2 separate regions of the Homo sapiens genome follow, and region 1 is linked to region 2. A link is an interaction called in ENCODE POLR2A ChIA-PET data of the cell type or tissue named here. Cell type or tissue: PC-9. All regions are shown on one strand.

Region 1 (4,000 bases), 540 kb after region 2:
GTCAGGAGTTCAAGATCAGCCTGGCCAACATGGTGAAACCCCATCTCTACTAAAAAAAAAATACAAAAATTAGCCAGGTGTGGTGGTGGGTGCCTGTAATCCCAGCTACTCAGGAGGCTAAGGCAGGAGAATCACTTGAACCCGGGAGGTGGAGGTTGCAGTGAGCCGAGATCACACTCCACTGCACTCCAGCCTGAGAGACAGTGCAAAACTCCATCTCGAAAATAATAATAATAATAATAATAATGATAATAATAGCCATTCTGACCGGTGTGAGATGGCATCTCATTGTAGCTTTGATTTGCATTTCTCTGATGATTAGTGATACTGAGCATTTTTTCATGTTTGTTGGCTGCTTATGTGTCTTCTTTTGAGAAGGATCTATCCATGTCCTTTGCCCACTTTTAATGAGGTTATTTGCTTTTTTGCTTGTTGAGTTATTTAAGCTCCTTATAGATTCTGGATGTTAGACCATTGTCAGATGCATAGTTTGTGAATATTTTCCCCCATTCTGTAGTTTGTCTGTTTACTTTGTTGATGGTTTCTTTTGCTTTGCAGAGACTCTTTAGTTTAATTAGGTCTCACTTGTCAATTTTTGCCTTTGTTGAAATTGCTTTTGGGGAATAACTCATAAATTTCGCCCCAAAGTTGATGTCTAGAATGGTATTTCCTAGGTTTTCTTCTAGGATTTTTATAGTTTGAGGTCCTACATTTCAATCTTTAATCCATCTTGAGTTAATTTTTGTATATGATGCAAGGTAAGGGTCCAGTTTCATTCTTCTGCATATGGCTAGCTAGTTATCTCTGCACCATTTATTAAATAGGGAGTCCTTTCTCCATTGTTTATTTTTGTCAGCTTAGTTGAAAATAAGATGGTTGTAAGTGTACAGCTTTATTTCCGGGTTTTCTGTTCTATTCCATTGGTCTATGTGTCTGTTTTTGTACCAGGACCATGCTGTTTTGGTTACTGTAGCTTTATAGTATAGTTTGTAATGTGATACCTCTGGGTTTCCTCTTTTCGCTTAGGATTGCTTTGGCTATTCAGGCTCTTTTTTGATTCCATATGAACTTTAGAATAGTTTTTTTCTGATTTTGTGAAAAATGACATTGGTAATTTATTAGTAATAGCATTGAATCTGTAGATTCCTTTGGGCAGTATGGTCATTTTAACAATATTAATTCTGCCAACCCATGAGTATGGCATGTTTTTCCATTTGGTTGTATCATTTCTGATTTCTTTCAGCAGTGTTTTGTGGTTCTCCTTGTAGAGATCTTTCACCTTCTTGGTCACGTATATTCCTAGGGTGTATGTGTGTGTGTGTGTGTGTGTGTGTGTGTGTGTGTCTATTGTAAATGGAATTGAGTTCTTGATTTGGCTCTCAGCTTGAAAGTTATTGGTGTGTAAAAATGCTACTGATTTTTGTACATTGATTTTGTATCCTGAAACTTCAGTAAAGTCATTTTTCAGGTCTAGGAGCCTTTTGGCAGAGTATTTTGGGTTTTCTAGGTATAGAATCATATTGTCAGTGAAGAGATAATGTGGCTTCTTATTTCCCTATTTGGATGCCTTTTATTTTTTTCTCTTGCCTGATATTACTACTGGTTTTAAACATTTGATTATAACATGCCTTTAGGATTTCTCACTCTTAGCACTGTTGATATTTTGGGCAGGATAATTCATTATTGTGAGGGCTGTCCAGTTCACTTTAGGATATTTAGCAACATTCCTGACCTCTGCTTGCTAGATGCCAGCAGCACAGCCTACACCCTCCCCCAGCTATGACAAGCAAAACTGTCTCCAGATATTGCTAAATGTCGTCTATGTGCTGGGGGTGGGGAAGAATCATCCCTGTCTGAGAACCACTTGTTTATTTTTGGCACATGTTCTTTTTAATTATGATGTGCCTTGATGCAGTTTTCTTCATGTTTCTTGTCTTTGGGTTCATTGAGCTTTTTAGACCTGTGCCTTTATATGTTTCTTCAAATACTTTTTCTATGATCTCCCTTCCTCTCCCGCTGAGACTCCAGTGACATATTTTCCTCAAATCAACCCTATAAGTTTATACTATTGTTACTTTCATTTTACAAATGAGGAAATTGAGGCATACAGAGGGTTAAAGAACCTGTCCCTAGACCCACAGTGAGTAAGGAGACAGTTTAGGATTCGAACCCAGGCCAACCCCAGCATCTGGGCTCCTGTCACTTGACATTACTGCTGTGGTCACATATTCAGCAGTGTTAAGCTGTAACTTCAGTGCTGCTTCTTTGTCTAAGGCTGAACTACGGAAAGGCTGGTCATAAACTCTCCTATAGATAGTGGGCAGTTCAAGCATCCTTGCAATCTGAGTTTTGCACACTGCATTGTCTACTTTATCTATTATAACAAGATGGGGAGAAATATGAGAAATGACATTGAGATCAGTTCTTTCCCATGTTCAGATTGCCGCTAGGATGACAGGAAATGAGGCACTCAGTGACTCTCCTTTCTTGTGGGTAACAAGGGATCATTACAGTCTAAATACACTAAATGGTTCCCAAGTCATCTGCGAGAGGGCACCCAATACCCTAGGGAAAATCTTTGCCAGGGAGTGGCTTGGGAATAGGGAAAGTACATTAGCATATGCATTCATCTGTTACTCTGATGGATAGCAGGGCCACAGAAAACCAGCTAGAACAGTGCAAAGGGCATCAGCCAGATGCTGTGGGACCGCCATATTTCTGAGGAGCTGTTTTCATTCAAAGTTAACGGAATAAGGCTGGGCGCGGTGGCTCACACCTGTAATCTCGGCACTTTGGGAGGCTGAGGTGGGTGGATAACTTGAGGTCAGGAGTTCGAGACCAGCCTGGCCAACATGGCGAAACCCCATCTCCACTAAAAAATACAAAAATTAGCCGGGCATGGTGGTACATACCTGTAGTCCCAGCTACTCAGGAGGCTGAGGCAGGAAAATTGCTTAAACCTGGGAAGCAGAGGTTGCAGTGAGCTGAGGTTGCGCCACTGCACTCCAGCCTGGAAGACAGAGCGAGACTGACTCAAAAAAAAAAAAAAAACAAAAAAAAAAACAGCAAAACAAAGTTAATGAACTCACAGGTGTTCAAGAAATCGCCATCATTTTGAAGAATATGAACACTGTGCTCTAATGGATTGAAACTTGAATCCTCAAAGTAGCTTATGAACTACTATGTGGTCTAAAATAAAAGTCAACAACTACATATAGGAAATCATGTGGGTTTTTTTCTTGACTTAAAAATAAAATTAAGAAAGCTGTTTTTCTAAAGAAAGCATGTTATGCAATATAATTTCTTCCATTAGAGTTAATTCTTCTTATTTAAACTTTTTGGAAGTTTGGTTTTTCTAAATAAGAGTTTCTAGGACACGTATCCAGAATAACAATCAATCTGGCAGAAATATCTCGTGCTTACAATAAGCAGTGGCATGAATTTCTTACTCTTCTCTGTATGTGATTCGGGTAATGGGCCTTCCTTGGCCAACCTACACGTTTAAACACCTTTTATTCCATTTCACTCATACAACACACATCTCCTAAACCTCTTTCTTTATTTTTTCTCCTTGGCACATATCACTATTTAACATTTCATATAATTTATTTTTTATACTGTTATTGTCCATTTTCCAATCTAGAATATAAGCTGCATGACTGATTATAAATTTGTAATGATATTCACTACAGACATATCTATATTAAGCATGGTGGCAAGGTAACAGAGCAAGAATATAACATATGTTGTTTTTTTCATTTTATTAAAAAAAAAAAACCTTTAGCAAACTTAAGACTCTACTTTGCTGTTGATATCCTAAATTTAGAATAGTCCTTGTAGCTGTTGATGTCTTCAGTCTGTACCCAGTACCAGTGAAATGAGGAAAATGTGTATTTTAATTAATCTATTCCCAAACAAGCTTGGTTTCTTATAATTCAGAATTCATATATTTGTATCCCCTCTTTACTCCTAACTCATACATTCTATTGCTTTAAACCTT
Region 2 (4,000 bases):
AAGAATCTAACGTAAACCCAATCTATAAGCTTAGTGTTGAGCATAAAAACTCTTTAGTGAGAATGTGGAAAAGACTACCCTTTATGCTCTTGCCTTTTCCCCCATCAGCTTGTTCTTAAAACATATTTGGTCTTCTTGATAGTAAAATACAAGCTGCCATCACTTTCATAAAGAGATTGTTGAATAAATTCTAGGCATGCTTTGCTGTCTTACACAGGAGTTGGCAGATTTTTTCCATAAAGGTCAATATTAGATATTTTTTAGGCTTTGGAGGCCATATGATCTCTGTCATGACTATTTAGTTCTGCCATTATAGTGCAAAAGCAGCCAAAGAAAATATGTAAATGAAAGAGTGTGGCTATATTACAGTAAAATTTTATTTCCAGTGGCAGGTAGCAGGCTGAATTTGGTCTGTGGCCATAGTTTGTTGACCCTTATTATATCAAAGGTTTGAATTATCTGGATATCTATACTACAAAATGAAGTTAGAATTTCTTTTAGAGTTTTTCTGCTTCTCCAAATTGGTGGTTTTTTTTTTTTTTGGCCAAAGATTACATTATAAATGCAAAAGACTGGTCTAACATTAATATATATTATTGGTGCCATCCAAGGTAATTAATTCATTTCAACTTGGAGATCAAGTTATATTCTGGAGATTCCTCAATTTGGATTGTTTTTGATCAATAAATTTAATGGCAATAAAATTTCATGCTCTCACAACCTCAGAATCATCGTTCCATTAAAAAAAATTGAAATTATTATCTAGGCGGTCACCTCTTTCTTGCTGTTTTTAACATTTATGAGCTCTTTTCCTCTGCCTTTGTTCTCAGTCCAAGATTATTTCACTGTATATGTTAATGAGAGTGGCTATCTTGAAGGGACAAAAGATTGACCTTAAAATGAATTTTAAACATTAACCTGTGCAAACAGTTCCATCACTAAAAAAAATTAAAGTCAAAGGTTTTGGAATGGATCATTAATTGCAAATAGGCATTCTTCTTTTTTTCCCCTTCTCTCCCCACCCCCAGATGGCTATTTTAACTGTAAATTAGACTTCAAATTTTAGATATGTCTCTTTTTCTTACTGTCATGTCCTTTCACCATTGAAAGAAATTTAATTTCCAATCTCTTTTGTTTGTATGTCCTCCATCTATGCAAAACAAAAAATTGAAGAAAAAAAAAAAACCCCAAAAACCTAAAAAACTAACTGGCTTTCAAGGCTCAGCACAAGGTGACTGGAAGTGTATGGAGTTATTTTCTCTTTTTAGCCTCCTTTGTAAAAACCCTGGAATTCTGACTGGTTGGGTAAATGTGATTCAGTTTTTTGTTTTGTAATGCAACTATTTTGATGGTTGGCTTCACAGCTGAGGCGAGCCACCATTTCAAACCCAATAACAGGAGACTTGGAGACGGTACATTACAGAATTAGCAAAAGGTAAGAGATGTGTATGCTGCATATTTTGCCCTCTAATGAGTGTTTTATACATCTTACAGGAATTATTCATTTAAGGAAAGTGGGTCATTTTCAGTCACCAGCTCAAGTCACCACCCTGTATATAAACAGGATAACGCATGGATAAACTGCTTTGTGTTTCACAGGTCTTTCTCCTTCACTAGAAGTTCTGTTTTTAACCTTTAATTGGTATGTTATTTTTAGGGAATTAATATGCTTTTTATCTTTCTTCAGATCAGGTGTCAAATATCCAGGAAGTGGCCTGATACTTGTTTTCTTTTTCCCTTTTGTTGCCAAAGGGGGAAATAAAGCAGCAGCCTCCTGAATCTGGGAGTAGTAGTCTTCACCTATGCAGTTTTCTCATATTCATAAATGCTGCGGTGATTCATATCCTCCTTCATGGTGATTACGTTGGCATTTGTTCATACATCTTGTAAAATAACATTGTCATTATGTAGTAATCTGTATTCCTCCTGTTTGAGTTTTTTATTTAAAAAAATTCGCTGACTCAAAAGTTGGCAGTAGGAAGAACAGAGTTACGCTTCTGAGCTCTGTCTTCCAAAAATTAGTTGTAAACTTAGTTGCCTTTTACTTTGCCAGAGAGATTTAAAAACAGTTTTATCTCAGTGAGAGGTTTGAAAAATGAATTTAAGGAGTCTACTATTTTTTTTCAAAATATTTAAATAACTTCTAGATCTGAGAAAGTTTCTGTGAAACCCAGTGCTATAAATCATTTACATACAGCTTCAAATGATTTTTTGTTTAAAAAAAGTGAAAGGACAATAAATCTACAACAAAAATCTGTCAACTCATTTTCTCTTGATTTGGAAGTGGCTGTTCTTACTGCCACTTTTCTAAATGTTTTTGTGGATTCGAGACCATTACCCACCATCCAGACCAATCTGAACCCTTCCAATCACCTGTGGCTTGGCAAAACAAAACAAACAAAAAGCCCAAAATTGCCTGCTACTGGAGTAAGTCCTTGTCCTTTCTCTTTTTTTGTAGCTGAGCCGAGCTACAGTACATGACCCTGAGACTGGAAAATTGACCACAGCACAGTACAGAGTATCTAAGAGGTAAGGGAGTAATGGAGAGAACTTTAGTCATATTTGGACCATTTCTTTCTTGGGAATCTAATTTTCTGAAAACTCATGATATAGTTTCTAAGACCTAGGTGGTTAGGCATAGATGTTTGATAATATCTGTGCTGGAGTTTTCATGACGGACTAATAAACATGGTTATGGGGCAGTTAATAGGGGTTTTCCAAAGTAACATTAACTTACATAATGTCTGTTGAGGCTCCCCAAACTTTGATAAGTGAAATGTGTTCTCATATTGAACTAAGAGAAGTTCCCAAATTCCCTTCATTAAACAAGGCCTCTTTTGGACTCTGCAGTAAAGCAGGGGTTTAAAAATCTCAGGGTCACCTAGTAGCTGCAGGTATTGCGTAAGTAAGTGCCTTTATAACAAAGCCTTTGCAAGTTCCTTGCTTTTAACAGTGTTTAAAGATAATCTTATTAGGTTATTAGTTGATTGATCACTAAAATGTTTTTTAAAAAGAGCTCACTGTGTAACTTAGAGCTCACAGAATTGGGTGACAGTATTACAATAGAACTCCTTTTCCATCTACTTGTGAAGGTTTCTCGGCTCTCATGAAAATAGAAATATCTTTGTGCTGAATTTTTATTCTAACAAGTAGAATATTTATCCACAGACACAATAACTAATGAAATATAACAAACATAAGCCCCATCCATCTCATTAGGAACATCTTAATACATTTTCACTTGTTTATACTTGATAATGATTGTTTAGTCATGTTATTTAGATTAACAAATGTGAATAATAATTATAGTAACAATCCAGAAGATACTATCTTTAACACAGCCTTTTTATAGGTCTTTAACACAGGCTTTTTGTTTTAGGAAATTCATATTTTTGTTAATTGTATAAATATTTTTAATATAGATAAGTATAATGTGATAAATAAAAGATTTTCAGGCATAAAAATGTGTCACTGTAGGACAAGGTTTCTTAACCTTATCAATAGCACTATTGACATTTTGAGTCAGATAATTCTTGTTCTTGGGGGCTATCTTCAGCTTTGTAGGATGTTTAATAGCATCTGTGGTTCACTGGATGCCAGTAGCACCCTTCCTTAAGTTGTGACAATCAAAAATGTCTCCAGACATTGTCAAATGTCCCCTGATAGGTAAAATCCCCACCACTACCTCTAGTGACTCCACCCCTGTTGAGAATTAACTGTTCTAGGATAAGAATGGAATGAAACTATAACATCAAGAAAAAAAAAAAAGATGTAAAATGTCCAAGTATTAAAAAATATTTTGTTCACATATTTTAAGTGGATGATGGTGGATATCAAATCATTATGGTATTTAGATTCCAGTGGATACATTTAAAGTAATCATTTTTTAGAAATTACCAACGTTTTCAATATGACAATTCAATCATTCGAAACTAAATTATGAAAAAATTTAGTTGTCAACTAAAAAATTTATGCAAAGGCAAACATAGATTTTAACAGG

Evidence for each region. Peaks named below come from ENCODE experiments on the same cell type or tissue, not always from the same donor. Only the 100,000 strongest peaks of a DNase experiment are listed, where the experiment ranks them.
Region 1: POLR2A ChIA-PET joins it to region 2 with 12 read pairs; 2 of 35 experiments call an interaction of 5 or more read pairs at or near these places.

What each region holds. Positions count from the first base shown.
Region 1 is chr10:72,501,210-72,505,209 of GRCh38, reverse strand. The region is part of intron 6 of MICU1 (mitochondrial calcium uptake 1); the gene reads left to right. Among named protein-coding and RNA genes, the nearest start is that of MICU1, 120 kb to the left of the region's middle. In PC-9, no CTCF peak of the experiment used is centred here; no DNase peak of the experiment used is centred here.
Region 2 is chr10:73,042,416-73,046,415 of GRCh38, reverse strand. It overlaps P4HA1 (prolyl 4-hydroxylase subunit alpha 1), which reads left to right. Exons shown (of 15, transcript NM_001017962.3): 9 at 1,365-1,435. Among named protein-coding and RNA genes, the nearest start is that of P4HA1, 52 kb to the left of the region's middle. In PC-9, no CTCF peak of the experiment used is centred here; a DNase peak (open chromatin) is centred at 1,835; H3K4me3 peaks cover 719 bases; H3K27ac peaks cover 3,290 bases.